Regions from separate parts of the Homo sapiens genome. Here regions 2 and 3 are each linked to region 1. A link is an interaction called in ENCODE POLR2A ChIA-PET data of the cell type or tissue named here. Cell type or tissue: HepG2. All regions are shown on one strand. Links, peaks and the distances in the headings refer to the core of each region. The heading gives the core; the rest is flanking DNA. Region 1 holds the start of DLX6 (distal-less homeobox 6). Region 2 overlaps SLC25A13 (solute carrier family 25 member 13). Region 3 has its middle 27 kb from the start of SEM1.

Region 1 (11,161 bases), core at 3,323-7,322:
TTACAATAAAAACGTAATATGTAAAGAAAGTTGAAAGAACATCCATGGTTAATGTTAAACTACCTAAGACAAAGGCTAGTGTGCAAACTGACATCTTTGCAGGCACTTGATGTTCATATATATACATATGACTTCCCATATTAGGAAATAGGAATTTTTTTAAGGGTGATAGAAAATTTAATGGGGGGAAGGGAAGTGAGGGAGGAGGGAGGAAAGAGAGGGACAGAGACACACAGAGAGAGAAATATACAAGACACTCAGCGTTTTGTGGCTTTTACTCCATATATGAAAGAAGACAAAAACATACAAAGTATATGTACAACTAAAATTCAACAATATATACAGAAATGTTTCTTGATATAAACGTCCCTATTAGCTTTGTGAATGCCACCAATTCACCTAGTAAAGGTGTCAAAGCAATAGAATGGTGATTTTGATTGTTTCCTCCGTCTTTCCTGATTCCAGTTCAGGGTTTGGGGGGGTGGGGTGGGGAAAGAGTGGTTTTTGTTTTGTTTTTTTTTAATCAACCATCATTCCTGGTCATTGCATTTTGATAAAACATGCAGCATTCCCTTTGTAGCAATGTTCTAATCTTACAGCCACTTTTTCCTTTTTCTTTAGAGAAGGGCTGTTATGTGAGGAATTTTCTTTTTCTCGTCAGTCTGGGAATGGTAAATAAAAATGCAGGAGTCCAAAATGCTTCTCTTTCACCATGTAATGTCTTAAACTCATTAAACAAGTAAAAACGCTGCCAAGTTTGTGCAGATTCTTCTGGTTGGGGGAAAATCTGTTTTTAAAAAAAGTCATTTTGATGGATACTCCCAAAGAGAAGAGACTCAGAGCCTGGATCCCAAGGGGTAAGAGAAAATATCCTTACAGTAAGGGGTTTCAGGAGTGCTGGCATAGAAACCAGTTTCTCTCTCACACATGCTCTTTCTCTCTCTCTGAGATGCAAGATCAATTACTGACGTTGCTCAAGAGAGAAGGTAAATGAGAAAAAAGGTGAAAGGCAAAAAGAAAAGAAAGGTAGAAAGGAAAAGGAAAGAAAGAAGGAATGGAGGAAAGGAAGAAGTAAAAAGAAAGGAGAGGGAGAGAGAGAGAGAGGGAGAGAGAATGAGCCTAGTCGGCTTCTTGCCACACTTATGAGCTCTCCTAAGCCTGCTCCTTTGGCTCCTTTTCGCAGATACAAGCAGGTCCCGGATCCTCTTTTCCTTGTTCAGACGTTTCCCTAGGGTGTTCCCTTGGGCAACTCACATCATCTGTGGTCTCTGCATCGTGTCCTGGTGTGGAGAGGAGTACCAGTGAGAATAGCCAGGCATGTAGCTGTTGGGGGGCATACTGACACCCTTGGCCGAGGCAGAAACGTCCCAGACTGGAGGCAGCGCTGGCGAGCGTGGCGACAGGGCCGCCGAGCCCTGGAGGGGGTCGCTCTCATGAGGATTACTGCCCTGCTTCAGCAGTTTCTTAAACTTAGAGCGTTTGTTCTGAAACCATATCTTCACCTGCAAGAAATGCAGCAATCATTAGGCCCATAAACATCAAACCAGTGCCTCTAACGTCACTCAGGGATTTAGAAGCAATATTAAAAAAGCAAAAAAACAAAAAACAAAAAACAACCACCGCCAACGCCTACAAGCCAAGTCCCCGCCTCCTTCCACCTCTTTCTAGCCTCTTACAGTCCCACTTCCTACAACATACTAGGTATCTTGCCTGGATACCTAAAGTTATTGTAATTCTAGAATTGCGTGCTAGCGTAGGTTTAAAACAACAGTATAAATAAGAAAAAGCTGAATGAGATGACCAGGTCCAAAGCCTAAAGGATTTTTAAAAGCAGCCCTTTCAAATCAAAGCCATTCAATTGAATGCACCTCCTCTGAAAGTCTTGTCATTTTACATAAAATTTAGTAATGTAAATTTAGTCTATGTAAAATAACTATTTTACACAGTCATTTTCTCCGTGTACATGCATAGAGATACCCAAAAGCTGTTATCTCTATAAAGGTACAAGGAGCAAATGACTGAAGGAATTAAAGCCTGTACATTTATAACTAAATGCCTTGAATATATCTATGCATATATTGCATATGCCATAGATTATACATGAAGCATCTTTCTCCAGACATAAATATATCCCCATAACCTTGCAGGGATTAAGGACTGCAGCTCCTTCATTCCCTATTTTGTATGTTGCCTAGTCAAACTGTGGTCAAGGATCATCACATGATTGTTAGTATAGTAATTAAAAGTCAAAGGGCTTCTGAAAATTAAACGTGAATCGGGAATCTGGGATGGGAGCATATCTAGGCCAACATTTCAGATCTACTTTATTTGAAGAAGGAAATTTTATGGTGCAGCTTCCTTTACCTTTAAAATTCCCTAGCCATAAGAATCTACTTTTTCAAGACGCATACAAGTCACTGAATAGCCGGAATCCCTTCATATCAAACCCCAAATATTATGAATAGCAATATGGAAAGAGAAAACAGGCTAAATTGAAAAAGAGCTTAAGGAACAACTGTCTTAAGTCAACACACAATCAGTCTGCAGCAACAGTCTCATAAAACCTGAGGTCCCCTTGCTGAAGATTACCTACATCAGATGAGGCCTACTTACTCCATGTAGGTAAATTAATCAACAAAAACTGCAGGTGATTGCAGCCTGGCTTTTTGACCAGGGTCCTAATATACTCACCTAAGCTCCTTCTTGTGAAATCTGAAATGCCTTCTATGGCTTTCAAATTAGTAGGATGGGAGAACTTCAGTAACTGTACTTAACTGTGGCTTCACCTGTTACAATTTTGGTAACATTTCTCTTTGATCTCCAACTCTGCCACTGCACCCAAGTCCTGTGCTCCAGGGAGGCAGCTCAGACCACATCAGTCTGTCACCCAGATGACTTAACCACCGTGCTTAGGGAAATCTTCAGAAAAACCCACCTTGACACTCCTAGGATAAATAGATTGCACTTTGGAGCCTTTACTAAACCTCATTGGAACCTATGCCTACTTTGTTTTTTCTTAGTTCATTTCACAAGTTTTCTTTCTGTGTCAATGGGTTGAAAACCTTATTAGTTCCCAGGGCCTACAAAAGGATCCTTAAAAAAGTTGAACCTTATTCTGCCTCCTGGCTTGTACACCTTTTTCTCCTAAATGTTTGTTCTCTTTCATGTTGTTCTGCTCTGGAATAACACTCAATTGAATTATGAGTTTGGTCACAAAAGGATTCTAGGCTGGGGTGGGGTCGCCGAGGGTTGGGAGGATGTGCAAATCCAATCCAGTATTCAATACCAGGTCATTCATTCCAAACTGTGTTGTCCCAGGAAAGTGCATAACTGGAGCAAAAGGCATTTGTCATTAAGCTCCTTCCATCCTTGGTTGACTAGGCCAACAATTCCTCCTGATGTGCTCCCTGCCCGATCTGCAAGCGGTACCAGCATTTCAGGGATACTTGGGCTTCTCGGGAATTACCTGTGTTTGTGTCAGTCCTAAGGAAGCTGCCAGTTCGGCTCTCTCTGGAAGGGCCAGATACTGTGTCTGCTGAAAGCGATGGTTTAAAGCCTGGAGCTGCAGGCTGGAATAAATGGTCCGAGGCTTCCGAATCTTTTTCCCTTTTCCATTGAACCTGATTTCCCCGTTTTCAATCACTGTAGTTTTTTGTTGATCTGTAAGCAAATAATACAGAGGAGCGGTCACCCGGGAGGCTACTGCTGCCATCTCCCTGCTCCTGGCGTGGCATGCAACGAGTCTCCCCAAAGCCCAATAAGGGTTACCTCGAAAAATCCCTATGATGCCCCGACCTCTCTTGGTCCACTCTGCCCGTGTGCTCCCAGCGTCTGCGTAATCTCCTTGACCCAGTCCCTGGCCCGAACAATGTGCAGCGTCTGGGCCAAGGGAGCGCCAGAGGCCCTCAGACAAACAGCCCGCTTTGCCGCAGCGGAGGCGGTGCCGGAGGCTCTCTGGGGTGCGCAGCGCAGCAAGGCGGCAGCTGTCCGGGCGGAGCGGGGCCCCTGTGCCCGGCTTAACAGTACCTGAAGCTGTGCTTGAGCCACCCAGGTGTTTACGCGGCCAGTTGACTTGATGTCACCAGCTCCAAGCTCAGTGCATCAAGCATCCTCGGCATGTTTTGAAATGACTCTCCTGAGGAGGACCAAATCCTCAAACAAAACACAACCAACAGCTCAGACCAGCCCACGAGCAGGCTGCGCCTCTCACGGCAACTTTGTCCCCCTCGGGTGCTGAGAACCATCAGCCCGAGGTTCTTTGCTTCCCCTCCACGAACAAAGGAGCAGCCAACACTGTAGCGAAAAGCTAGATAGGGGGCCCGGTCAGGGATGAAGGTGAGGGACACTTTAAAGCCCACTGGAAAGAGCCTGACTGTTACTAGTTTAACCAGAGCGAAAGCCAGGCCAGCTTCCCTCCGAGTCACTGAGGAGCACGGGGCGCCCCACGCAAAGTAGGCCACTGCCTGCCCAGCGTGGGCTGGGAAGCAAAACACGCTCCCCAGTTCCGGCCCAGAAATGTCCCCAGCCGGGTCAAACGTGGGTTACAGCCTGGAGGGAAGGAGCAAGGAAAAGGGCGCACAGACCCAGGAGGCTGGAGAGCGCAGTGTGGACTAACTCGTCGAACGAAGCCTGCGCCGGGCCCGGGACTCAGCCCGAACTGCGCGTCGGAAGCTGAGGGTCCGCGGCGGCGGGAAGGGGCCCGGCTGGGAGAGGCCGGCAGGCAGGCGCCAGGCGAGCGGGCGCGCACGGGGCCCGGCCAAGGGCGCGCGGGGCCGCCTGGGGGAGGGGGCCGGCGGAGGCCCGGGCGTCGAGGAAGTGAGCGGGCGGGCGGGGTAGGGGGCAGTCGGGAGGCGGGAGAAGCGAGCTGCCCCAGCGGCCTCTCACCTGTGTCGTCCCCTCGCGTCTGGGCGGCTGCGCTGCTGTTGTGGTAGGACTGGAGGTAAGGGCTGTGCTGCGAGTGGCTCATGTAGGGGTAGGCGGCGAGCGAGCGGTGGTTGTAGGAGTTCCCTCCGCCCGACGCGTAGGGCGAGCCGTGGTGGTGGTGCTGGTGGTGGTGGTGGTGGTGCGAGCCGGCCGCTGCCGCCGCCGCCGCCGAGTGCAGGCAGTGCAGAGGGTAGTGCGCGCCTGCCATGGCCGGGGAGCTCTGCTGCGAGTGCGGCTGCGGCGGCGGCGGCGGCGGCGGCGGCGGCTGTTGCTGTTGCTGCTGCTGCTGCTGCTGCTGTTGCTGCTGCTGCTGCTGCTGCTGCCCGAACTCCATGAAGGCGGATTTGGACGAGTCCTGGCCTTCCAAGCCGTCAGCCATCGTAGTCATGGTCATCATCAAAAACTTTGGGGGCTGGAGAAAGCCTTCTCCCGGGTTTCCTCCACCCTCCCCCACTTGGCTCGCGCCGCTCTCCCCTCTGCAGCCACCTTAGCTCTTTGGATCCTTGCAAAAAAAAAAAAAAAAAAAAAAAAGAATTTAAAGAGGGGGGTGGAGGTGGTTCTCCCTCTCCCTCGCTCTTCTCTAATATATATATATATTTAATATAAAGAGATATAGTGAGCGGGGCCTTGTTAACTCAAAGGGAGGAGGAAGGAGGAGGGATGGGAGAGGAGAGGGGGAGGGGGGAATCTGCTCTCCCCCCGCCTGCTTTCCCCCCTTGGATTTTTTGGGGGCTGGTGCAGTTTAAGGCAGAGATTTTAAGGTGGATTCTGCGAAAGTTGCGCGTCTGCTTTCAGACTTGATGCAGACGCCACGAGTCGAATGGTTTGTCTCCAAAGGGCAGTGCCTCCCCATTGGTCAGTCGCCCCCTGACGTCACAGGCGCACGGCTTCTACTGGCGTGTGCGCGACTTGCAGAGTTCTTCGCCTACCTTCCGCAGTTCCAATCCCAGCCGGAGCTGCAGCCGGGGGCCGCGCTGTGTGGCGCCCGGGGCCGTTGGGGAGGGAGGCGCCTCTGCCCGGCCGGCCGCCGATGCTTCCCGCCGCAGCTCGTGCCCCAAATCCCGGAGCCCCAGTTGCCAATATCTCAGCCTTGAAACAGCCAACTGGGGGCTGCTCTCTTTCAATCCCTTTGCACCCTTGTAGGTTGCCTGTGCTTAGAAGCAGTGACCCCACCCCCGCATTAAATCCAGGCCCCCCTTTCTTGACGTCCCTGCCACTCTGGTCCTACTACACTCTTGTGGGAGCTCCTTGTCACCGTGGATTTTTCTAGACGTATTTTATTGAAACCACAGAAGGAAGACGAACCCTCACACCTGGGCTCCACCCCACTGGGGGGTGGTACAGAAAAAGAAAAATCAGACCCTGTTCTGGCTCGGTCCCTGCCGTTTCAGGCCGTATTTCTTATATATTGTACAAAAGGTTGTGGGGGGGGGGGGCGTCTTTTTTTTCTTTTCAGAACGCAGCAGCGTGTTCTGAAAACGAATCGTTGGAGGACTGACAGTAATGCATTTTTTCCTATTGAAAACAGAAGCTACTGTAATGCTTTCAAATATATGCAAATGATACATGCGGTTAGTGGTTTGGCAAATCTTGATTACAATATAAACTACCCAAGTAAAAGTGCCTTCGTCCTAAATTTGTCTCTCGATTACAATTCCAATTGATTTTATTTTATTGTCAACATTGTTAATGATAAAAATAGAGTCGTTTTACAGTTATTTTTACTTTCTGGAAGGAGGCAATTAGAGTTCTAATCAGGAATACACAAAAATCTCCCATGATTAACTGCAGTACTTTGTTCAAATTGCTGCTATAAAATTCAGAACAATTTGCCTGTAATGATTATGGACTGGGTTTATTTTGGGAGGTGGAATAAAAGTGGATATAGCATAAATTATCCTCTAATTATACACCAGTGTCGCCTCAATTATCCTCTTATCAAAATGGTTGTCTAACTGCCGCATTTAGTTTCAATTCTCTCCTTTTTTTCTATAAAAAGAACTTCATACCTTGTTATTATTAATCCATTTATTATTTGCAAGGGGATTTATATCCGCACATCCAGGTGGTAGAACCACTTCTCTTTCAAAGATGGACTGGGGAAAGACATTAAGTTCGGAGCAGCCCAAGGCTGCGGATCTAGCCTTTCTCCCTCCGGTCTCCAGACCCACGCAGGTTAAGGCAGCCAAGCAGAGACAGCGGAGCCCCGGTGCGTGGTTCAGGCCTGGTCAACAGGTAGGAGGGCCAGACTGGGGGCCAGGCACAGAGGAGGGCAGGCCCGCCCGCACCGGCGTCCAGGGTCCCGGGTTCCGGGTCCCGGGACTGGAGGAGGTCGCCGGCAGCCCGCCCTTCCAGAGGCTTGAGATTGGGTGGACGAGACCTGAAGATCCTCTCGGTCTGGACCCCGACTTTCGATCTGCTTAGAGACCTAAGCCGCGAGCCTTTGCCCACACGGAGAAACGTACTATCTAATATCTAACAACCCTGTACTGCAGTGTCTGGAGGTTGCGGGAAGGAGACAGTGTCTCCCTTTGGGAAAACTACTGAGGACTTCTGTATATCCTACTTCTTCTGGACTCCATAAGTTACAGGACCGAAGGAAACTGAGAAATAGAGAAAAGGTGCCGCTTGCCCCTTTAACTCCAGAAAAGGGTGGCTGCAGATGGAGCAGCTTGGACTTTATTTTTTACGTTGCGCGAAGCCCGCCGGCAGCGGCTTATGCCAATTGATTTTCCCAGCTCCCAGCCCTGGATGTCTAGCTATCTCCAGGACAGTTTGTTTTTTTCTTTTTCTGTCTTTCTTTCTTTCCTTCAATGTATCAGAAGACCTGAAGCTCGCTGCCCGCGAGTTTCCTCCGAGTTCCCAGGTCAGCGGCGTTTGCGCTCCTCTCCCCCTCCTTTTCCCAGCCCGTTGCGCTTAAGTTCTTGAGTCTGGGGAGCCGGTTCAGTAACTCTGAATTCATTTTTAAGTGGCGTGCCCTGTTCCCCACCTTTTAACAAGAGGTGCACTTTAACACGCGAACCAGTAACACGATCTACACGTTTACAAATCGGCAATGAATTAAAACAACAACAGAAAAGCTTCATGGAAAAAGAAAGGTGGGCTAAGTAAGGGGGAGATGTGGGGGGTGGGGGACAGAAGGGAATGTCAGGAAAAGAGAAGATTTCCCACCCCACCTTCCCACTCCCAACCCTAGTGCGCTCTCGGTACACGCGGGCTGCGCGCCGAGACTGTTTGTAATGTCCTCAATACCAGCAGGTAGACGTGGCAGTTTTATTGCTTTATACCCTGCAGCTTGTTGTTAACACCGTGAAGGCGTTTCACCCCCTACACCCTCACCCTGTGCTTGTCTATGTTTTTCGCTTTATGCTCACAGGTGCACCGCTTTCCTCGCCAGCTTCCTGCAACTCTGGCTGCACCCCAATTAGAGTATGTCGTGGCAGGGCCTCGGAAGGTCCCTGCAATTGAGCACTGTATCCAGAGTGCAGCTGCCTCTACTTGCAAGGGGATTTTTTTTTCTCATTTGTTTGATTGCTGAGGAAGCCGGGAAGGCTGGGATTGTCCGGGTTGTAGCTTCAGGGCTCTCAACCTTCCCCTAATAGTTAGTGGCTAAAATCCTTGCACTCTGTTCCAGTGAAGCAGCTGCACTGAGGTGGTAGTTGTGGTGCATGGTAAAGGTCCTGCTGAAACCTGCTGGGCGACCCAGTCTGAGCTCAGAGACAGTCAGGGGCTGGGAAGTGGAACGAGCGAGAGGTCCCACTTGGTGTGATATCTCTGCGCTTGCGGGATGGAATCTAAACTTCAGGCCTGACTATCAGACTTTCCTGCCAGTATCGAGAATGGAAAACTGGAGATAGTGTGACCCGCACACAACATGCCAAGGTGGCGCGCCACGAGTGGCTGCCAGGTGTGGCCTCTGCCACCGGCCACGGCGCATAGAGTTCGCGGCTCAGAGGCTATTTACCGCAGGGCCTCTTCCGACAGTCATTTCTCTCCAATTGAACGCGGCAGATTGGCTTCCCAGTCCTTCATTCCGTTTTCATGGGTGACGGTAATGAGCTGAAGTAAGGCGGTTGGAGTCACTCTTGTTTGCACTAGTCCAGCCCGCACTTCCAACCCTTCAGCAAGGGGCAAAAACTCGGGTTCTTTGGGGCCTTGCAGGAAGGCGCACACCTCAGGGGCTCAAGGCCCCGGCGCCGGGTTAGGCGCCAGCCGGGTCCTGGCTCCTGCTTCTTTGTCTCGCCCGCAGGGGAACGCGGGCCAACCCTTGCGGGTGGGAGGAGGAGGGCGGGCAAGGCCCTCGAAGTCTTTATCATTCAAAATAAAAGTAAACCCTGCAATCTGGAGTAGGAGCCCTAAGGCTCTTTTAGGGCTTGTAGTAAGTGAGGGTCATATTCACTAGGCAGGATTTGAGGCCTAAGCTGCTTTTTGCTTTTTAAGGTGTTGAGATGTTGGAATTTGTATTGCGAGTGTCAATGTTATTTAGAGAGAAATGCTTGTGTATTGCCAACACAAGACCTCCCGGGTCTGCCGGAGGCCACTGTTGGAGGAATGGGCTCTTGGGTCAAAGAATCTCCTGCTGTTCCTGGTCTGGACCGGTGTTTGCTCACGCATGTAGGCCTGGAAATGCTTTGGGGTGCCCGAAGTGGTTTTGCAGCCTCACGGGCTGTAGAAGTACATTCAAACCAGGCAGGACCTGGATGGGTTTGGTTGCTAAGTTGAGCTCAGTTATCACTTTAATTCTAAAGAAATTAGACCTGGATAAATAGCCTTTGAATTCAAAGAAATTACTCAGTATTGACTTACATAGCCCCTTCTCAACGGGAGACATTGGTGAAGAAAAAAAAAACTTGCTAGTCTTTTCCTCATTCAATATACTGTAAAACTCTGTTTGTGTATGTATGTAAGGAAAGGGTGCCTGATATCCTGGTAACCCGCACGACTTTCTCCCCTCCCCCAACACACAGACAACAGTGAAAGCTCTGGGGCACATGGGAGCTGCCTCTTGCCAGTGATGGCATCTTCAGGAGTTGCAAAAGTATCAGTCTATACAAGGAAACATTGGTGTTCTTGTCTGTGGTGATAAGCTGTATTGTCCATATTAACACCCTTCTCTCTTAGATGCCCCCAAATCCAGTTAAAAAGTGGCCTCAGTTTACCCCATGTTTAGAAAGAGTCTCACTTAAGTTTGGGGATAACATTTTCCTCATCTCTCTAGTCATAGGTCCCAAGAATAGCCAGTTAGAAAACTCTGACATGACACTGGCTCCCACAGGGGGCTTCACAGAGTTTTTCAAGACTGTCCAATTTGGAGAATGTTAACTATGCATGTCCCAACCTACAGGCTCCTGCTCCAGGCATTTTCAAACTTGGAGTCCAGTGGAATTATGAAAACAAAGCTAACCAGCTTCTCAAACTAAACATCATTTGCCTTCTCCATGACTCCATTCCCAAGTGTGTGAGCACCCAAGGCTTTCTTAATAGAGGGAGCTGATGTGCTGTGCCCAGAATTGATTTAGGGGAAAAGCAGCGCATGTTTCTACCTTCCCTAATTTTAGGATTGTATACAGAGGTCGGTCTGCTTGTCTGCCCTCTCCCCTCAAATCCTCTCTCTTTTTTCTCTTTTAACAAGCATAGGACCCCACTCCTAATACAAAAACACTCCTCTTTCTCTAAGCCCAGGAAAAAAAGGACTCAACAATGTTTAAACACTTAGAATAAAACAAGTTAAATGCTGATGTCTGTCTTTTCAATCTGTAGGCTATGCTAAGGTTGAGCTCTCCATATTTGCCCTGATGGGAAATATATCAGAGCAAAGGGAGAAGGGAGGGGGTGTTAGAAGTCAGCTTTAAGCAAGCCAGTCTTTGGAAAGCAGGGACCCCTGACCATTGGAGGATAAATACAGCCTTATAGTGGTAGGGAACAAGTATCAACAGGAAACAGTAGACTATTTTTAGGCATAATAAGGAGTTAATATAGCTGTCTTCCTAAATGCCTCCAAGCATCTTCTGTTTAATTCCTTCATCGCTTCATCAGCAGTAACAATAGCAAGGTCACAGAAAATGCCTAACATTAAAGGACAGCCCTGCTTGGGACAACTCTTCAGGAAAACCTGGGATGAAAACATCCCCTTGCTATCATGTTGGTCCTCTTGTTATAACAGAAAAATAAATGAAAACCGTTTTTCATGAGAAAGAGAGAGGGTGAGTTTGTTCTGTATCTGTCTACTCTTGTGATA
Region 2 (8,315 bases), core at 3,277-7,276, 880 kb after region 1:
ATAGTCTCACTTCACAGCATAAGAATAACTGTTTAGCTGGAAGTTTTTAAAGATTTGAATAGGTTTGTCTTAAAGATGTCTAAAAAAAATAGTGCATAAAAGCCTGTCCAGAACTTAAACAATAGTTAGAGAAAAGAAATGTAGTAGAACCAGAAAAGACCTGGGCCAATTAGAGACACCTGTTTCCTCCCTGTGTTACGGGGGGATGGTGGTAATTAAATCACAGATGGAAATAACTATCTTCTTTTTTTCAGTGCTCCATTGAAAACATCGATAGAAAATAATTAACCATGCCAGGGATCAGTTCATTTTTTGATGCTGCTTCTTTTCAAGGGTCCCTAAGAGCAGGAACAGTCTGGATTAGCTCTCCAAGTGGTGACATTTAATAAGTTAACAAACCCTAAGGCGGTCACAGGATGCCTGGATCCAAACATTTTTGATACCTGTGCTATTCTCATCAGATATGTAACTAGAGTCTCCATGCTTTTCTCAAAGATAGCATAAGAACAACTCCCAGCTTTGAGAAGTTGTTTGCTGTTTTGTGCACACCCCACCTACCCTGGCTGCAGCCTGGGGAACCCCTGGATGCAGGAACCTGTGTAGCTCCTCCTTAATTCTTAGTTAATCCTTTTCCTTCAAAGGCAGTGATATTGGTATATAAGGCAGGGCTACTGTTTCCTGGCTGCTTAGAAACCTCAGTTGTATTAGCAGCAGTGATACCACTGTATCTAGAGCAAGAGATCATGATTTCAGGAGTTGAGTATAAAATTCCCAATTTTAATTCCAGCTTGACTCATGGTGGCCTATATGTAATTTCTCATATATCTGTAAATGAGAAAATGTTTTGAACCAAAGGGTTATAATTTATTTCAAATTATTTACTTGAAATAAGGTAGGACCTAATGAGAATAACTGAGTACCACTTATTAATGTGTGACCTTGGGCAAGTTACTTCACTTCTTGTAAGCTTTGGTTTCCTCAGCTATAAATGGAGATCACAACTGCACCTGCTACAGAGTGTGTGTGAGGCTCAAATGAGAGGATCCATGTGAAAGACTTGGCATAGTTCTTAGCATACAGTAAATGCTCAATAAACATTAGCCAAGTATTACATTGAATCCAAAAGAATCTGTCTGTAAATCACTCCAAAAAATAAGTTGTGAAATTAGAAGTTAAGTAGTAGAGCTCAGATCAAGGTCTAGGACTCTTTCCTAAGCCTCACTTTCCTCACACCATAAAAATACCATCTTTAACTCTTTTCTTGGAGAAGACAGGTACCCAGAAACGATTCTGTCTCTGTGGAGGTAATCCATTCTACCAGAGCTATAGAAATGACTGGTGAGATTTTTTTTCATTTAAGGTTTATTTTTCTCCTTTTTTAAATGATTTTGAAACTAATATTACTCATTATAAAATATTTGAAAAGTACTAGAACAGGCAAATAACAAAAATATTATTCATTATTTCACTACTCTAAGATAATTGCTATTTAACATTTTTACTCATTTTTCCTATTCAGGTTTTTCACAGAGCTGTAATCACACTTTGTATAGATAGTTTTCACTTAAGGTTGTGTCTTAAGCATTGTTACCCATCATGGCAAAGTAGTTAATGACATGTGCCTGTGGGGTCAGACTACCAATGTTCAAATTCCAGTGTTTCCACCCTGTGTGAACCACACACATTATTCATTCCCTCTCTGCCATTTCTCCATCTGTATTTGGAGATAAGAATAGTCTTACCTTACAAGATTATTATGAGAATTAAGTGAATTAATAGATGAAAAGATTAAAATAGTGCCTGATATATAGTAAGTATTCAAAAATGTTCCATAATAGTAATTTTATTACATATTATTTAAAACTTTCCGAACATAGTTTCTAATTGCTGCATCTTATGTATTTCTCAATTTTAGATACTTTAATTTTTTCCAAAAAATTTTAAATAGCTAGTAGTATGCTTTTTCCCCTATGTTGAATCAGTTATTTTTTTTTAAGAGAAATAGATTATCTGAAGTGAGTTTGTTGGTAAAAAGCATGGTTGTTTTTCGGTCATTGACCCATTATTCTTGAGAGTTTTAAGTAGTTGGCATCCCTGTGGTGATGTTAGTTCAGCCCTCTTGCCATCCTGTTGTCTTTATAAATGCCTTCTGTATTTGTTATCTATTACTGCATGCCAAATTCCCTCAAAACTTAATCAGCTTAACACAACTAATATTTATTTTCTCACAGTTTCTGTGAGTCAGGAAACAGGTGTGGGGTAGAAGCAGCTCACTGGGTGCCTCTGGCACCAGGTCTATCATGAAGTTGCAGTCACAGTAGCAGCCAGGCTTGACTGACATTGGAGAAGCCACTTTCAAGATGGCTCAATGACATAGCTGTTGACAGGAGGCCTCAGTTCCTTGTCATGTGGGCCTCTCCATTGGTCAACTTGGATACCCTCACAACATGGCAGTAGATTCCCCAGAGCAAAGTCTGAGAGAGAGAGAGAGAGAGAGAGAGAGAGAGAGAGAGAGAGAGCAAGCAAGGCAGAAGCTGCAGTGTCTTCTATGACTTCACCTCAAGATGATAGAGAAGCAGAGGCGTGAATGTCACAAGGGTGCAGATCTTTGAGGGCCATTTTGGGAACTGGCTGCCTCACTTACTATAGAGCATTGACTTTTATTATTATTATTATTATTATTATTATTATTATTATTATTATTATACTTTAAGTTCTGGGATACATGTGCAGAATGCGCAGGTTTGTTACATAGTTATACAAGTGCCATGGTGGTTTGCTGCACCCATCAAGCCATCATCTAGGTTTTAAGCCCCGCATGCATTAGGTATTTGTCCTAAAGAGCATTGACTTTCCTATTATTATCCACCTTCCTCCTGATCCCCCGTTTCTGGTAAAATGGGAAAATACCGAGTTTGCCCTGTTGATTTTAGTCTTCAAAGAGTGAATAAGCTACAAAGCTTGATGGTCTTTGTGTATTCTACAAAACTATAAAAACTGTGTAATGCGAAGTAAGCTACTTTCTTAATTTAATAACAGATATCAGAAGCCAGTGGTCAATGTCATAGTTACCATTCCAATTAAAGTTAGGAATAAGACAAGGATGTCTCTCTCATCTTTGTTATTCAGCCATATTTTGGAGGTTCCAGTCAGCATGGTAAAATAAAGTAAAAGGCATAAATAAAAGAAGAAAGGAAGCAGTCATTATTTATAAATGATTATTTACCTGAAAATCAAAATTAAAATGTCTAAGAAGTATATTAGAATTAGGAAAAAAGATTAGTAATGCATTTTGTTATAAAATAAACATAAAAAATCTATATCCAGTGAGCAGGAGTGATGTCATGGGGTGAGCAGGGCTGAGTGTGGAACCTTGCTGAGATGCTCAGGCAGAGCTGAGTTCAGTGTGGAGAAGGGCAAGACTTTTGTCAGAAGTGTGCCCCGTGCAACCCCAAGAAGGGCAGTGAGCAAGCACAAATGTGCACTAATCCTGAATGGGCTGTTGGGTGGAGGACGGATCAGGCCCCCACATTCCCTTTGTGGTTGCCAAGAAGAGCAAAGGCATTTCTTAGGGAGAGGATACATGGTATTCAGAGAATCCCAGAAAGTATTTAATAGGAGAAAAGCTTCTTTCAAAATACAAAAATCCTCCTTTTTAGATGGAGTTTCAGGCAACTACAATGAATAATTGTTGGCCTCTAACTTATAAAACAAAAATGTCTCATGGCTATTTTTATATGTACCATATTTAAATTGATCACTTATACATAAAATATTTTTTGCTGAACATCAGCCTATTATAAATAATATGGACCTGTGATTAAATGAATATGACCACGCTTTCTATGTTTAGATAATAATTTCAATTATTCAGTAATGTTATCTCACTGTTTTCTTTCCAAAAATTTGATTAGCCTTGAGGTTAGATTGTTTTAGTAATATGTAGCTTTTTAGCAAAAGTGGTTATTGGTATCCTCACCTAGAGAATGTTGGGTTTTGGTGTTTTTGTTTTTGTTTTGTTCATGTATCTAGTTATAAACTGGGACTATATTTAAATACTGGAACATCTACTCCGTTATTTCACAAGATAGAACAAGACTAACCAATATTTGAATTCATGTTCATTGGCCAAAGTACATCAGCTTTGTCAGAAAGTGAAGACCGAAGCGGGGGTCCTGAAATTAAGAAATCAAATTCTAATTATCTATAATTAACATGGTGCTTTATCATTAATGAAGGGCATTTCAATACACCTTGTGAATGATATCAAATAAAATATATCTAATACTCAAATTTTATAGAATGCTCTATCATACCAGATGATTTTTATCAGAGTGATAAGATAGAGGAACAAGTCAAACTGTAATGATGGTCTCACCTTTGAATTAATTAGCTTGAGATTAAGTTGTAATACAGAAATACCTTTAAAAGCTGTTCCAGTACACAGAAGTGGAAGTGTGTTATACATGTGTGATCATGATGCTTTTGCAAACATTAGATTGTGTATTATGAGAAAACTACTGTTGGTACAAATTTGTTAATTATGTGGACATAAAGCTTAAGTTATAATAGTTTAAAACCAGTCCTTAAACCCTTAAAAAAAGTAATGAAGAAATTGAATCAAGACAATAGACTGAGCATATTCATCCATCTCTCCTGTCTTCCCAAATACCTTAAAATGTCAGGAAATGCATTTTTAAAAAATTCTTTATTGGCACTAGAAAATGCTAATCTGGCCCTCAGCAGAAAGGAAATAGCCATATTGACTCTGAAACTGGACTGAGAGATGCCCCAGTCCAAAACACAGCAGGAGAAACTACCTCTAATGCAAGGGCTGAACTGGAGAATGTTAACCTTTGAGTGAAGAATAGAATGCCTGGGGTGGAGGTGGAGGTTTTAGGGTAAATCATTAACATGAGTTAGGCAACTATACTTTCTTCAGGATTGCCAGGCTTGGAGCTCTCTCCTGGTTTTCATATGGAGCTTCAGGAGACAGTTGTATCCAAGTTAAAAGCTCAGAGCTCAATTTTAAAGAAAGAGACCACTTCCCTAGAGAGGATAAGTGTAAGGAATGGACAGAAAGTAGGGCAGGACTTAAGGTAATTCAAGACTTCTACCACAGATGCAGGAAAAAATAAAGTGATGGCAGCTTTTCCCAAGAAGAATTAAGGATTTAAAATAAATTCTTCTACCCCCAAAGTGAAGTTCCCTACATTTCAGCAGTTCGGAGGGTCCACACCCTGCCAGCATATCCTAACCCCTTGCACCCAGTTACACAAAGCCCATAGACCCTCCCATTCAGGAGAGAGACCTGTGGGTGAAGCATACCTAGAATATGGTAGAAGTCACCCACAACATTTGTATATAATACTAATCAGCCTATCCTTTGAACTTGAATAATATCAATAGACAACCAGAGATCCCCAGCCATGAAGGAGCAACAAAGTAAGTGAACAGAAGAATTAGAGAGAAAACAGGCAATTCAGGGGACAGAAGACAACTTTTAAGAACTATAATTAATTAATATAATTAATTAGAGTCCTCAGAGAGATTTGAAAGAAATAATCAGTAAAGAAGCTTTCTTGAAAAGTAATAGAAGAACTGCCATAATTAAATATCAAGCGTTAGTTCTGAATGATATAATGGATATGATCAAAGACCAAATTTAGACATGTGGAAAATAAAGACATGCAAAAAAAAAAAAACCCCTCTAGAATGTAATGTGTAGCAATAATATAGAGATAGAAAAGGAGAGAAAATTTAAGATACAGGTAGAATTAATCTTGGAAATCTAACATCTGTTTCATAGGAGTTCCCTAGGGAAAAGTAATAAGGAAAAGGAGAATAGAAAATGAATCAATAGAAGATTGACTTCTCATCTTCTTATCTGTAATACTGGATACTTTCAAAATCCCAAGGAAAGGATGTCTTGAGTCGTAATTATGTTCCTGGGCACACTAACACTCAGGAGGGGGAAGGCAAAACTAAAGTTAGTTTTTCACATGCAAGGACTCAAAGCTTTCTTCCCCACAGACCTTCTCTGAAGCAATTAAAAAGTGAATTTAAGGGCCCAGCACAGTAGCTCATGCCTGTAATTCCAGCACTTTGGGAGGCCAAGGTGGGCGGATTACCTGAGGTCAGGAGTTCGAGACCAGCCTGGTCAACATGGTGAAACCCTGTCTCTACTACTAAAAATACAAAAAATAGCCGGGCGTGCTGGTGCACACCTGTAATCCCAGCTACTCAGGAGGCTGAGGCAGGAGAATCACTTGAGCCTGGGAGGCGGAGGTTGCAGTGAGCCAAGATCGTGCGCAGCCCCAGCCTGGGCATCAAGAGCAAAACTCAGTCTCAAAAAAAAAAAGTGAATTAAGAAGGAGGAAAATGTAGGATATATGAAACAGCAAATAGAAGTTAAACCTGTGGTAGGTCTCCATTATTGCTGACTTTGGTATATGTATTCATGCAAGAATGGTTGGTTTTTGGGAGACTGACAAATGAAAGGAAGGACAAAAGTGCCAGTGCGCCAAAGTCCTCCCCTTGCTGGAGGATGCAAATGCTAATTAATTGCACCTGTTGTAAATGTACACCTATATAACAAATGCATGTAACGTTTAAATATATTTAGTCAGGGAAGTGGTGGGGATCAAAAGGGAAATAACTGGAAGCAGAGAAAATAGCATAATATAGGATGGCAGAAATAAGTCTAGTAGTCACAAGCACTGTAAATGAATTCAGTACCCCTAGTAATAACAAACACTTTAAGATGAGTTTTGAAAGAAAATCTAGTCATATGAAGTTTCATAAAACAGTGACATAGAAAGATTGAAAGACAGCTGATTGAAAAATATGTACCAGGCAAATATCAACAATAAGCAAGTAGCAATATTAATGCCATACTGAATGGAATTCAAGGTTTTAAATAGCGTTCAGAAGCACACAGGCATATTTTATAAAAGATAAAATTCACTATGAAGACGCCATCAATTTCTATGTAATATCAATGTATAATGTCATCTCTCAGCTTCAAAGTATGAAGAAAATGCGATATTTTCTCATACCTGATGAAAAACTTTATCACACTGCTTTTAGAAGCTGACGTATTAAGTAGATAATATAGATAGAGATGCAAAGGGGATTTGGAAAACAGCCTTGATCCAAAATAAATAGATATTAACCTTTGTATTCAATAAAAAGAAAAGCACTTTCCTTATAAATATAAATGGGATATTTATAAAAATTAACGATGACTTGTGCCCTAAAGCTGTATTTTGCCAGTCATGTTTTCTTTTTGTTGTAAATTATATTCTACTCTAGCTGGGCCCCCTTTGAAGACTTGTAATTTTTTAATTGGTTGAGACATGCCCCAAGTTACTCCTGTCACAGAGGTGGTGGATGGCCCCTGGGTCTCTGTGTTTGTCTTGTCATTGAAGAATCAGGCAGCCTGCCAGTCCCTTTCCTGCTGAGGGACCTAGAGGAAGCATCTCTGTTTCCCAGTCTCCTCTTGCTCCCCTGTCTTTAGGAATAGAGAAAATTCAGACCACTTGATCAGCATTGGCTTAGCCTTTTGGAATCCAGAAGAGAGCAGGCAGATCTACCAGACGTCCCTGCCAACCCTGGCCCCCAAAATCAACAGCTCTCTGGTGGCCAAGTTCTTGCCAGTATCTGCTGCTTTCCCAGCCTTGCTTTAGGGCAGCCTGGTGCAGTTCTCCAGGTTAACTTAGCAAATCCTCACACTGGAAATCTCCTGTCCACCAAGATGTCCAAAATTCCTTTTAGGCCTTACCAGATACCTGCCTAGGAGAAACTGGAGCTGACAATGGAGATGATGGGAGTTATGTTCAAGTTGCCATATTCTAGCATTCGCCACAACTCCTATCAGTTTTGCCAGGCAACTTACTAGGTGTCTTTCATACCTGCTTCCTTCACCCCCAGTACCTCTATTTTCATAACAAAGAAGAGTTTATGAAAATTACCCTAGCCAAAGGGAACTTTTTGCCCATTTTATTGCTTGTATGTCTTTCACAGTCACAGTCTGACATGCCTGCCCACCATTGCAAGGCGGCTTTTATTGCATGTCTAAAGCAGGCTGTCTTGCTAAACTCTTTCTAAACCAGGAAGTAAAACAAAATCGGTGGTGTGAACACAGTGGGTTTCTAAGCATTTTTCTTGTTTCCTTCCATTATGTTGGAGGATAAATTCCTGGCCCAAAGTTAAAATAATTCCTACAAATGAACAGGAATTTCAGTATGACTTATCCAGTGAAGCACTGGATATAAAGTGAGCTTTTTGCATGCAGAATTGTGATGTATTTTATA
Region 3 (11,161 bases), core at 3,737-7,736, 320 kb after region 1:
TGTATTTTGATAGCTTAGGCAACATTTGCTGACATTTATAAGGTGACCTTTCAAAACCTGTGTTTTAAAAATATTAATCATTTTAAATTGCTGTAATTTACTTAGTTCCTGAGCCATTAATAATATTATTAATGGTTGTTAGCGTATTATTGGTACTTAAAGTCCAAAGTAGTTTAATCACAGTAAGAATGGTGTCTTCTATTAAAATTGAGGAAGTGGGCTCAAGATACTTTATCAACAAGTGCATATTTTCAGGTACTACATAGCAGGCTCATTTAGTACAACTGAGTTTTCACAGAGTGATAGCTGTTGCCACATCACTTTTGTGAATGGGAGATTTAATTTGGTTTGTAAAGGATTCTTTGTGATGACTTAAATGTACGGGGTATTTTTTAGGAATATTTTCAAATGTAAATGTTGTTACTAAGAACTACAATCAATCTGTAGTGTTGAGTAATTTCAAATGTAAAATTTATGTAACAATGCAGTGCAGATACCAAAATAGGGGTTGGTGGCCTGAAATACAAGTTATACTTCAAAATGATTTTGAGCATAAATATGTTTCTGTTTTTAAGACAAGCATAAACCTACCTTGCCTGCCTAACGGAACTGCTAGATGATCAAATGGAATAAGGAACACCAAAGAACTTTGGAAAGTATAAAAGTTTTGAATGGATAAGTGATACTTTTTTTCTTTTTTTTTAAATTATTATTATACTTTAAGTTTTAGGGTACATGTGCACAATGTGCAGGTTAGTTACATATGTATACATGTGCCATGCTGGTGTGCTGCACCCATTAACTCGTCATTTAGCATTAGGTATATCTCTTAATGCTATCCCTCCCCCCTCTCCCCACCCCACAACAGTCCCCAGAGTGTGATGTTCCCCTTCCTGTGTCCATGTGTTCTCATTGTTCAATTCCCATCTATGAGTGAGAACATGCGGTGTTTGGTTTTTTGTCCTTGCGATAGTTTACTGAGAATGATGATTTCCAATTTCATCCATGTCCCTACAAAGGACATGAACTCATCATTTTTTATGGCTGCATAGTATTCCATGGTGTATATGTGCCACGTTTTCTTAATCCAGTCTATCGCTGGACATTTGGGTTGGTTCCAAGTCTTTGCTATTGTGAATAGTGCTGCAATAAACATACGTGTGCATGTGTCTTTATAGCAGCATAATTTATAGTCCTTTGGGTCTATACCCAGTAATGGGATGGCTGGGTCAAATGGTATTTCTAGTTCTAGATCCCTGAGGAATCGCCACACTGACTTCCACAATGGTTGAACTAGTTTACCGTCCCACCAACAGTGTAAAAGTGTTCCTGTTTCTCCACATCCTCTCCAGCACCTGTTGTTTCCTGACTTTTTAATGATTGCCATTCTAACTGGTGTGAGATGGTATCTCATTGTGGTTTTGATTTGCGTTTTTCTGATGGCTAGTGATGATGAGCATTTTTTCGTGTGTCTTTTGGCTGCATAAATGTCTTCTTTTGAGAAGTGTCTGTTCATATCCTTCACCCACTTTTTGATGGGGTTTGTTTTTTTCTTGTAAATTTGTTTGAGTTCATTGTAGATTCTGGATATTAGCCCTTTGTCAGATGAGTAGGTTGCAAAAATTTTCTCCCATTCTGTAGGTTGCCTGTTCACTGTGATGGTAGTTTGTTTTGCTGTGCAGAAGCTCTTTAGTTTAATTAGATCCCATTTGTCAATTTTGGCTTTTGTTGCCATTGCTTTTGGTGTTTTAGACATGAAGTCCTTGCCCATGCCTATGTCCTGAATGTTAATGCCTAGGTTTTCTTCTAGGGTTTTTATGGTTTTAGGTCTAATATTTAAGTCTTTAATCCATCTTGAATTAATTTTTGTATAAGGTAAGTGATATTTTTATAAATATAATGAAGCACAGGCAGCTATGTTGATGTTGTAACATGCTAAGAAGTATTTTGATGTGCATTTTCTCAATATTTTGGTCTGTGGTTACAGGATGTGGTCACCCTAACAGTGTCAGATTACTGACAGTATTAAGTGATGGCCTGAATGATGGCCACTTAATGTGATGATTTTAAATTATTGAGGTATAATTTTGAAACCTCATAGGAGTTGAGCAGAGGCTTTAATGGGTTATTTGTAGTTATCCAGTGTTTTGTCCTTAATTAAATATCAAAATTTAGGTAGTAGTTGTTAAGGATTGGGTACCCGAAAATTGGTATTTGACATCAGGATGATAAAAACACATCTGAAGTAGGAAAGGAGATTAGTCAGGCAGATGAAAAAAATTATTATTTGAAATTTTACAATTTGTAGATTTCTCTCATTTGACCTTCACAGTGACCCACCCTGTGAAGCAGGGAGGAGAGGCCTGTTTATTGTAAACAATTTTGTCAAATAGAAAACAGTCTCAGAGTAAGTTAGGAAGTAAAAGGGCCCAGGATTGCAACAGCTAATAGGTGGCATATACAGAGCTAGAATCTAGGTTTCCGGACTCTTGGGTTTCTTGCAGATATTTTGGAAAGTGCATGAGTTCTGATGTTACTTCAAGGTTTGACTCATAATTAGACCACTTATTAGTTGTGTGTTAAGTTTCAGAACAGCCTATTAACAGTTTTCCTGTTCTATAAAATGGAAAGAATCCCTGCAGGGCTGAGCTGAAGATTAGCATGTGATAATATAGTGGTGGTAATCAATCAATTTTTTTTTTTTTTTTTTTACTGAGCCATGCTACCACTTATATGGGAGTTGCCTTACCTCCCCTTAATAACTGATGCTTACTATGTACCAGACGTTGTTCTCAGCTATTTATATGTGTTAATCTTCACAACAACCCTGAGATAGGTAATGTTATCATGTACATTTCATATATGAAGAAAAGCACCAAGATGCTGAATAATTTGCCCATAGTCACTCAGGAAGTGGTTCCAAACAAAACGAAACAAAAAACGTCTTCAATGGAAGGGACTATTCTGCACAACTTAGGGTTTCTCTTTCAACAGCACTTAATATAGTCTTACATAAATGCTCCTTAAATTTTAGTTGAGTAGCTACACAGAAAAAATGAAGTTTGCTGCAAATTTACTCCATGGTAGAAGTTTTTATTGATACAGACATAAATGTTTCTGTTAGCAATGACTCCCTTTTTTCCCCTATAATTTTTCATAATTATTTTCCAAAATTCAGTTCTGTTTGAAATGAAATTGTAGATGTAATAATGGTCAGCATTTTTCATTAGGCCTTGGCATAGAATTGCTGTAGGGGATGGCATGTCCATCCTATTCCCACTAAAAGTTTAGAGGACTATCATAATGAGCCAAGTCCCTTTTGAAAGATTGAATGTTATATTAATAATGCTTTCTACAGCATGTTGTCGTCTGCACTGTATATTTTTAAACATTTATATCCTTCCTGTTCCACACTTCCCATTTTGAGAGAGGTAACACATCCCACCCACTTGGCAGAGAGCTGACAATTAGCACCACCCTCATTCCACCCATACACATGATGCTGGGGGACTGGCCTTGGATTTTCCAGCTACCTTAATGGCTCCTATTGCACTCTGCCTTTAAGTGTCCTGAGTTTACTTCTTGCTGTATCCATATGTTCTCTTTAGTAATCTCACCAGTGTCAGTTGCTTTTAAACCAATTCCACATGTATGATTCCAAATCTCCTGTTTTGACCTCTCCCTGAAACTCTAATCTCATATATTCAACTAACAACTTGATTACCTCTCCATGTCTGAGTTAAAATTAACTTGATGAGAAGAGAACCCTTCATTATCCTTCTCAAACCTGATCTTTCCTCCAGTCTTCCCCACCTCAGTAAATAGACCCACATTCAACCCAATTGTTTAAGCCAAAAATATAGAAACTTATTGAATCTTCTGTTCTCCCAATATCCAATCCATTGGTGAGCCCTATCAACTCTGCCTCAAATGCATATTTCATGTAGTTAGTACAGTGCTTGCCTTTTCCATTCTTCCCTTCCCCTTTCCTAATGAATCCTCATCTCCCCTGCCTCCCCCGCCCCCCAAACGGTTAGATATCCATCTTTCTTTCACATGGGCCAAGCCTTCTTTCACAAGGCAAGCCAACACCATTCCCAGCTCAGGGTGGGGTGTGTTTCATCTTAAGCCAATCTTAGTAATCCCGTGCCCCGTACAAGTGATTGGATACAAGGATGGACAGCTTTAAATAAATTTGGGGCAATGAATCAAAAGTGGGGCTAGAAGCATCTGGCAGAGAAAAATCCTGCTTCATAAAATAGCACACAAAGCCAGCCTTTCCCTCCAAATATAAATAAGGGAGCATGTAGTCTCAATTGCTAGTGACAGTCATATAACAACTATTGCAGTTTGAGGGTGAAGATTAGAAAGTCTGGAAGAGGATTCTTTGATGATGTCATTGAACTTGCTCTAGGACAAGGCCTCCTGTAAAACAAGCCTACAAACGTCCTTATTTTTAATTTTTTTTAATTATACTTTAAGTTCTGAGTTACATGTGCAGAATGTGCAAGTTTGTTACATAGGTATACATGTGCCATTGTGGTTTGCTGACCCATCAACCCATCATCTACATTAGGTATTTCTCCTAATGCTATCCCTCCCCTAGTCCGCCACCCCCTGACAGACTCCAGTGTGTGATCTCCTCCCTGTGTCCATGTATTCTCACTGTTCAACTTCCACTTATGAGTGAAAACATGCGGTGTTTGGTTTTCTGTTCTTGTGTTAGTTTGCTGAGAATGATGGTTTCCAGCTTCCTCCATGTCCCTGCAGAGGACATAAACTCATCCTTTTTATGGCTGCATAGTATTCCATGGTGTATATGTGCCACATTTTCTTTATCCAGTCTATCATTGATGGCCATTTGGGTTGGTTCCAAGTCTTTGCTGTTGTGAACAGTGCTGCAATAAACATACGTGTGCATGTGGCTTTATAGAATGATTTATAATCCTTTGGGTATATACCCAGTAATGGGATTGCTGGGCCAAATGGTATTTCTGGTTCTAGATCCTTGAGGAATCGCCACACTGACTTCCACAATGGTTGAACTAATTTACAGTCCCACCAACAGTGTAAAAGTGTTCCTATTTCTCCACATCCTCTCTGGCATCTGTTGTTTCCTGACTTTTTAGTGATCATCATTCAAACTGGCATGAGATGGTATCTCACTGTGGTTTTGATTTACATTTCTCTAATGACTAGTGATGATGAGCTTTTTTTAAATATGTTTGTTGGCTGTATAAATGTCTTCTTCTGAGAAGTGTCTGTTCATATCATTCACCCACTTTTCTAGTATTTCTAGTTCTATATCCTTGTTTCAAGTATTTCTAGTTCTATATCCTTGAGGAATCGCCACACTGTCTTCCACAATGTTTGAACTAATTTACATTCCCACCAACAGTGTAAAAGCGTTCCTATTTCTACATCCTCTCCAGCATCTGTTGTTTCCTGACTTTTTAATGATCGCCATTCTAACTGGCATGAGGTGGTATCTCATTGTGGTTTTGATTTGCATTTCTCTAATGACCAGTGATAAAGAGCACTTTTTCATATGTTTGTTGGCTGCATAAATGTCTTCTTTTGAGAAGTATTTGTTCATATCCTTTGCCCACTTCTTGATGGGGCTGTTTGTTTTTTTCTTGTAAATTTGTTTAAGTTCTTTGTAGAGTCTGGATATTTTATCTATCCAAAGATAGACAAAGGATACAATGTATCCTTTGTCAGATGGACAGATTGCAAACATTTTCTCCCATTCTGTAGGTTACCTGTTCACTCTGATGATAGTTTCTTTTGCTGTGCAGAAGCTCTTTGGTTTGATTAGATCCCATTTGTCAGTTCTGGCTTTTGTTGCCATTTCTTTGGTGTTTTAGTCATGAAGCCTTTGTTCATGCCTGTGTCCTGAATGTTATCGCCTAGGTTTTCTTTTAGGGTTTTTATGGTTTTACGTCTCAAAATAGTAAGAGCTATTTATGACAAACCCACAGCCAATGTCATACTGAATGGGCAAAAACTGGAAGCATCCCCTTTGAAAACCGGTACAAGACAAGGATGACCTCTCTCACCACTCCTATTCAACGTAGTATTGGAAGTTCTGGCCAGGGCAATCAGGCAAGAGAAAGAAATAAAGGGTATTCACATAGGAAGAGAGGAAGTCAAATTGTCTCTGTTTGTAGATGACATGGTTGTATATTTAGAAAACCCCATTGTCTCAACCCAAAATCTCCTTAAGCTGATAAGCAACTTAAGCAAAGTATCAGGATACATAATCAATGTGCAAAAATCACAAGCATTCCTATACACCAAGAACAGACAAAAAGAGAGCGAAATCATGAGTGAACACCCATTCACAATTGCTACAAAGAGAATAAAATACCTAGGACTACAATTTACAAGGGGTGTGAAGGACCTCTTCAAGGAGAACTACAAACCACTGCTCAAGGAAATAAGAGAGGACACAAACAAATGGAAAAACATTCCATCCTCATAGATTGGAAGAATCAATATCGTGAAAATGGCCATACTGCCCAAAGTAATTTACAGATTCAATGCTGTTCCCATCAAACTACCATTGACTTTCTTCATAGAATTGGAAAAACCTACTTTAAATTTCATATGAAACCAAAAAAGAGCCTGCATAGCCAAGACAATCCTAAGCAAAAAGAACAAAGCTGGAGGCATCACACTACCTGGCTTCAAACTATACTACAAGGCTACAGTAACCAAAACAGCATGGTACTGGTACCAAAACAGATATGTAAACCAATGGAACAGAACAGAGGCCTCAGAAATAACACCACACATCTACAACCATCTGATCTTTGACAAGCCTGACAAAAACAAGCAATGGGGAAAGGATTCCTTATTTAATAAATGGTGTTGGGAAAACTGGCTAGCCATACATAGAAAGCTGAAACTGGATCCCTTCCTTACACCTTACACAAAAATTAACTCAAGATGGATTAAAGACTTAAACGTAAGACCTAAAACCAAACGTCCTTATTTAAGAAATCTTAGGTTGGGTGTTTTGTTACTTGTACCCAGAAACAGCTTAACTGATAAATTAAGAATCTATCTACTCCCACTACTATTATTAGTACTATCACTGTTGCTTATTAGGATTTACTGCAATTATTACCTAGCCAGTCTCCCTACTTCTACTCTTTCTGCCCTATAATCTATTCTAGAAAAAACACCGCATTGTTGAAATTTAGATCATGTCACCATTTTCCTCAAATGCTGTCAGTGCTTCTTAAAAGCAGCATAAAATCTAAACTACTTGTAAAGCCCAATGTAGTCTGGCTCCTGCCAATCTTATTGACACACACCACTTGATTTTCAGTATTGTCATATTTTGATCACTTCTGAAGAGTAAATCAAAGATATATCACCCAAGCAAAAAGTGATTAAACTACATGCAGTTGCTTGAACATGGAAAGGCTAGGTGATTTTGCACCAGTTGTTCCCTGGGATGCTTGCCCTCCTCATCCTCTTAAGTCAGGCCTTCCCTGATCATTTAAGCTAAGGTATCTACTTGATTATTCTACAACACGACCTCCTAAAAATTGCTCTCCAATACTGCCTGATTTTTTGTTCACTGCTGTTGCATTGCAATAGCCAACTCCTTGTGTGTCAGAAACTAATGACAAACAATGGCCAGAATATTGATTTCATTTTGCTCTCCACATATTTGCCTTGAGGGTTGATGGGTTGTCAAAAAGGTTGATACAAGGATAAATTCCATTTTATATTAACCGTAGTTTTAATTCACTGGTCAGGTAGAATCGCTATAATGTTATTCTGATTCCTCTTTAGCTGTCATGAAATTGAAGAAAGCTTATACTCCTACCCTCTTTGTTACCCTTGTAAGACGACTTTCTTAGACTAGGTGACTATTAGAGAAAGTCTTGCCACTTTTCACTGATGAGGATAATATTTAGAGTTACAGGAAGAACCATTAGCTAACATTCCAGTAGTGCACAACACATTTAAAACTCTAGATTATCATCTTTGCCTGGGCCGGCACACCCCTGTTTACAATGTAACATTGTGTATTTCTCCTCTTAGTTACTCTTTTTGTTGTTGGTTGTGTTTATTAATGGTTTTCTGTTATAGACTGTATTCCTTAAAAGTAGAACTCCCATTGTATTCATGTTTATATCCCCTTGTCTTACTGTGGGTTGTCTCAGAAGCAACTTAGAATAGAGATAAGGATTCAAATGTGAGTATTTTATTACAGAAGTACTAGGGGAGTGGGGAAGTGAGTCAGGAAAGAGAGAGAAGCTAAAAAAGAGTGTATATCTAGCAAGTTACACCATAGGGAATTCGACTTCAGTTCCACCTGGGAACTCTAGGAGGCTATATACAACATATCTTAGAGTTATCCTGTCCTAGGGGAGGGGAGTCAGAGTATTTATCAACTCGTCAGTCATTGGTTGAGAGTTACTCAGGAAAATCCCCCAGTATCTTCTGGTATGACCCATGTGTGGGCAGAGTAGGCTCTGGCTACCACAGAAAGTATTCAGACAGAATTACAGTCGCTGGCAGCTGAAAGTGGAGCTTTCCTGCGTGGAAGTGGTAAATGATGAAGAAATAAGGGCAGGGCACCAAGCACATCTGCTACATCACTTGGTGTGTCTTAAATATTTGCTATAAAGTGAATCTTAAAACCATTGAATCAAGAGATCAGAAGAATGATTGGCAGAATCAGCATAGATTAGGAAACAGTAGAGACCTTTTATAACAATGGGAGATGGGCTTTGCCTTTCTTCTTGATTGTGAGTCACAAATCTGTGTAATAAGCCATTTCATATCTAATTGGTTGTATCTAGACAATTTAAACCTTATGTCCTGGCAAAAGAGGTCAATCAGATCACTAATGACTAAGAAATATACTTTTTTATTGCTGCCTATGGTGAAATGTCTTTCAGAAAAATCTTCATAGCTTTTTGCTTTGATTAAAAATAATGGCATCATTAAAGCTCAATAACTTCAACAAATCGATCACCAAGATTAATCCCTTATTTAAGGTATAAATGATGTGCTTTTGTCTATGTTAGGGTTCATAAATAAAGATTTAACAAAGATGTTTTAATTTTTCAAAACTCGTACTCAAAAACAAAGACTCCCGGTTGGTATTTTATGTATAGAAATCCATGGTCCAAGTTAATAGGATGTGTCTTAATGATTTTGATGATGATATTTCAAAGTAGTGGAATGGACAGGATACTGATTTTATGAGAAGAACAATTGCTTCTTTTTGCTAAAGCTAATAAGGCCACTACAATGAGCCACAGAGATGACAATGTGTGTTTATGTCTTTTACTATCTTTCAACAATTACTTCTTTGGTGATTAAAAAAGGCATATGCAAAATTACTTTGGTTTCAGGGACATATACATCATTCCTCTTAAGTAAGACAGTTAAAAAAATTAAAGCTATTGATTTATATATTGAAGAAGTTTCTTCATATTTTATATTTAACTTGTTAAATAAGTCTCGTTTTGGAAGCTAAGTTTTCACCATTTGATACAAGTCTATATAATACTAGTTCATAATGTAGGGACTAGACCAAGACTATTGTATCAAACAGTGCTGCTAGATTTTATTTTGCTTTACAAATTAAAATTTATTGTTGTAGACTAATAAAATTGTCTTTAAGTCAACTGACTCTGAAAGAGAGCATATATACTTTTATTTTTCCATGTAAAGCTTTTTTCTTAATTTTTCTTATCCAAATTAAACTTGATATCTCATTTTAAAACTATTTCAAGGTACAGAAAAATTTAGGAATAGTCAATCAGGAATTAAATGAGTGATGTCAAATGGTGTTCCCAGGAAATTGTGGGAAAGGGTGTGAGTATGAGGCTCTAGGCAACCCTCTTTTGTTTCAGTCAGAATAGTTTGACTTTTATTTGTTTTAGACATTGGAATTCAGCATACGATTTCATTTGAAAACTTGATTCTGCTGCCTTTCTTTTAAAGTTTGATAACAGTGATCTAGATGTTCTACATTACTGGCAATTTCTCCTAAATACTACCAAGTAAGTTAGGTTTTACTTTCTGTCCAGATTCAGGGTACAACCACTTCATACTGTGAAAATTATAAACATTTTTCCTAAGTTTTCTGAGTCTCTGTCATCTATATATTTGTGACCATGATGTTAGACTTATAGAATTGGATGGATGCTTAAAAAGCATCTACCTCTACCACTTCATTTTACAGATGAAGAAATAACCTCAAAGCCATTGTGACCCGTCCCCAAGGTCACATTGGGCAGAATCAAGAAATGAATCAAATTGGGTACTCTTCTCACTGCACTGAGATTTCTCTTTTAGAGGTTCTATTTCACCAATTTTGAATATGGAATATTTGCTAGATATTAGGAAACATAAATGGCATAAAGAAAGGATGAGAACAAATAACATTGCAAAAGAAATTTATTCATTCAACAAATATTTATTGAGCAGCTACCAAGCGTCAGGCATTGTATTCACTGAAAGTAGTCTGTTAGTTCACATATGAAAAACGTATGTGTGCTTTATGTGATGATTGTTAATGCAAGTTAAGTAGATTGCTCCTGGACTTTAGGGTGAAAACTTCTTTTTAAATACCATAGTGGACATTGGTTTTATCTTGGCTACTGGGAAAACATTGTCATTTAGGTTGCTAATAACATCTAGATTTTTTATGGGTAATTAATACCATCATCTCCTTTCCCTACTCCCCTTCCCCACCCTCTTTCATTTTTCTGCCGTCTTGGTGAAGCCAATTGAGGACTTTCTATCTTAAAAAGAGATAATAATGATGAGGAAAACTGTCCATTCAGCCCAGACCACTGAATAGTTCCTGCTCTGAGACCCTCTCCCCATCAGAGCACCTTTGATCCTATCTCCAGGCACAGCTCTTCAATCTCATGATGGATTCTAATAACTCTCTCACTTCCTTTCAATAAATCCCCTTTCTGCTTAAGTTAATCAAAGTTGTCTTGTGTTGCTTGCAACCAATTAACCCTAAATGATATCTATATCTCTTTGTGAGAGATTCTGTAATTATTTATCATATGTGACAACACAAACTGCTAGAGAAGAACAAGATCTGTGAAATTAAGGCCTTTGTCTCAAAGTCCAAAACCTAAGTCACTGTACCAAGAAAAGATGACGATAA

What was found. Peaks named below come from ENCODE experiments on the same cell type or tissue, not always from the same donor. Only the 100,000 strongest peaks of a DNase experiment are listed, where the experiment ranks them.
Region 2: POLR2A ChIA-PET joins it to region 1 with 5 read pairs; 1 of 35 experiments calls an interaction of 5 or more read pairs at or near these places.
Region 3: POLR2A ChIA-PET joins it to region 1 with 8 read pairs; 3 of 35 experiments call an interaction of 5 or more read pairs at or near these places.

The regions. Positions count from the first base shown.
Region 1 is chr7:97,000,137-97,011,297 of GRCh38, reverse strand. It overlaps DLX6 (distal-less homeobox 6), which reads right to left and starts at 5,745. Exons shown (of 3, transcript NM_005222.4): 1 at 4,885-5,745; 2 at 3,467-3,660; 3 at 258-1,502. The coding sequence starts at 5,320. The coding sequence ends at 1,251. The region is part of intron 1 of DLX6-AS1 (DLX6 antisense RNA 1); the gene reads left to right. RefSeq lists a silencer at 4,895-4,994 and enhancers at 6,307-7,028, 9,058-9,767. In HepG2, for the core only: a CTCF peak has its summit at 4,876; DNase peaks (open chromatin) are centred at 4,907 and 5,797; H3K4me3 peaks cover 3,108 bases.
Region 2 is chr7:96,123,144-96,131,458 of GRCh38, reverse strand. The region is part of intron 15 of SLC25A13 (solute carrier family 25 member 13); the gene reads left to right. It also overlaps the pseudogene CYCSP18. Among named protein-coding and RNA genes, the nearest start is that of MIR591, 92 kb to the left of the region's middle. In HepG2, for the core only: no CTCF peak of the experiment used is centred there; a DNase peak (open chromatin) is centred at 4,868.
Region 3 is chr7:96,677,334-96,688,494 of GRCh38, reverse strand. It overlaps a transcript of SEM1 not described here. Among named protein-coding and RNA genes, the nearest start is that of SEM1, 27 kb to the left of the region's middle. In HepG2, for the core only: no CTCF peak of the experiment used is centred there; no DNase peak of the experiment used is centred there.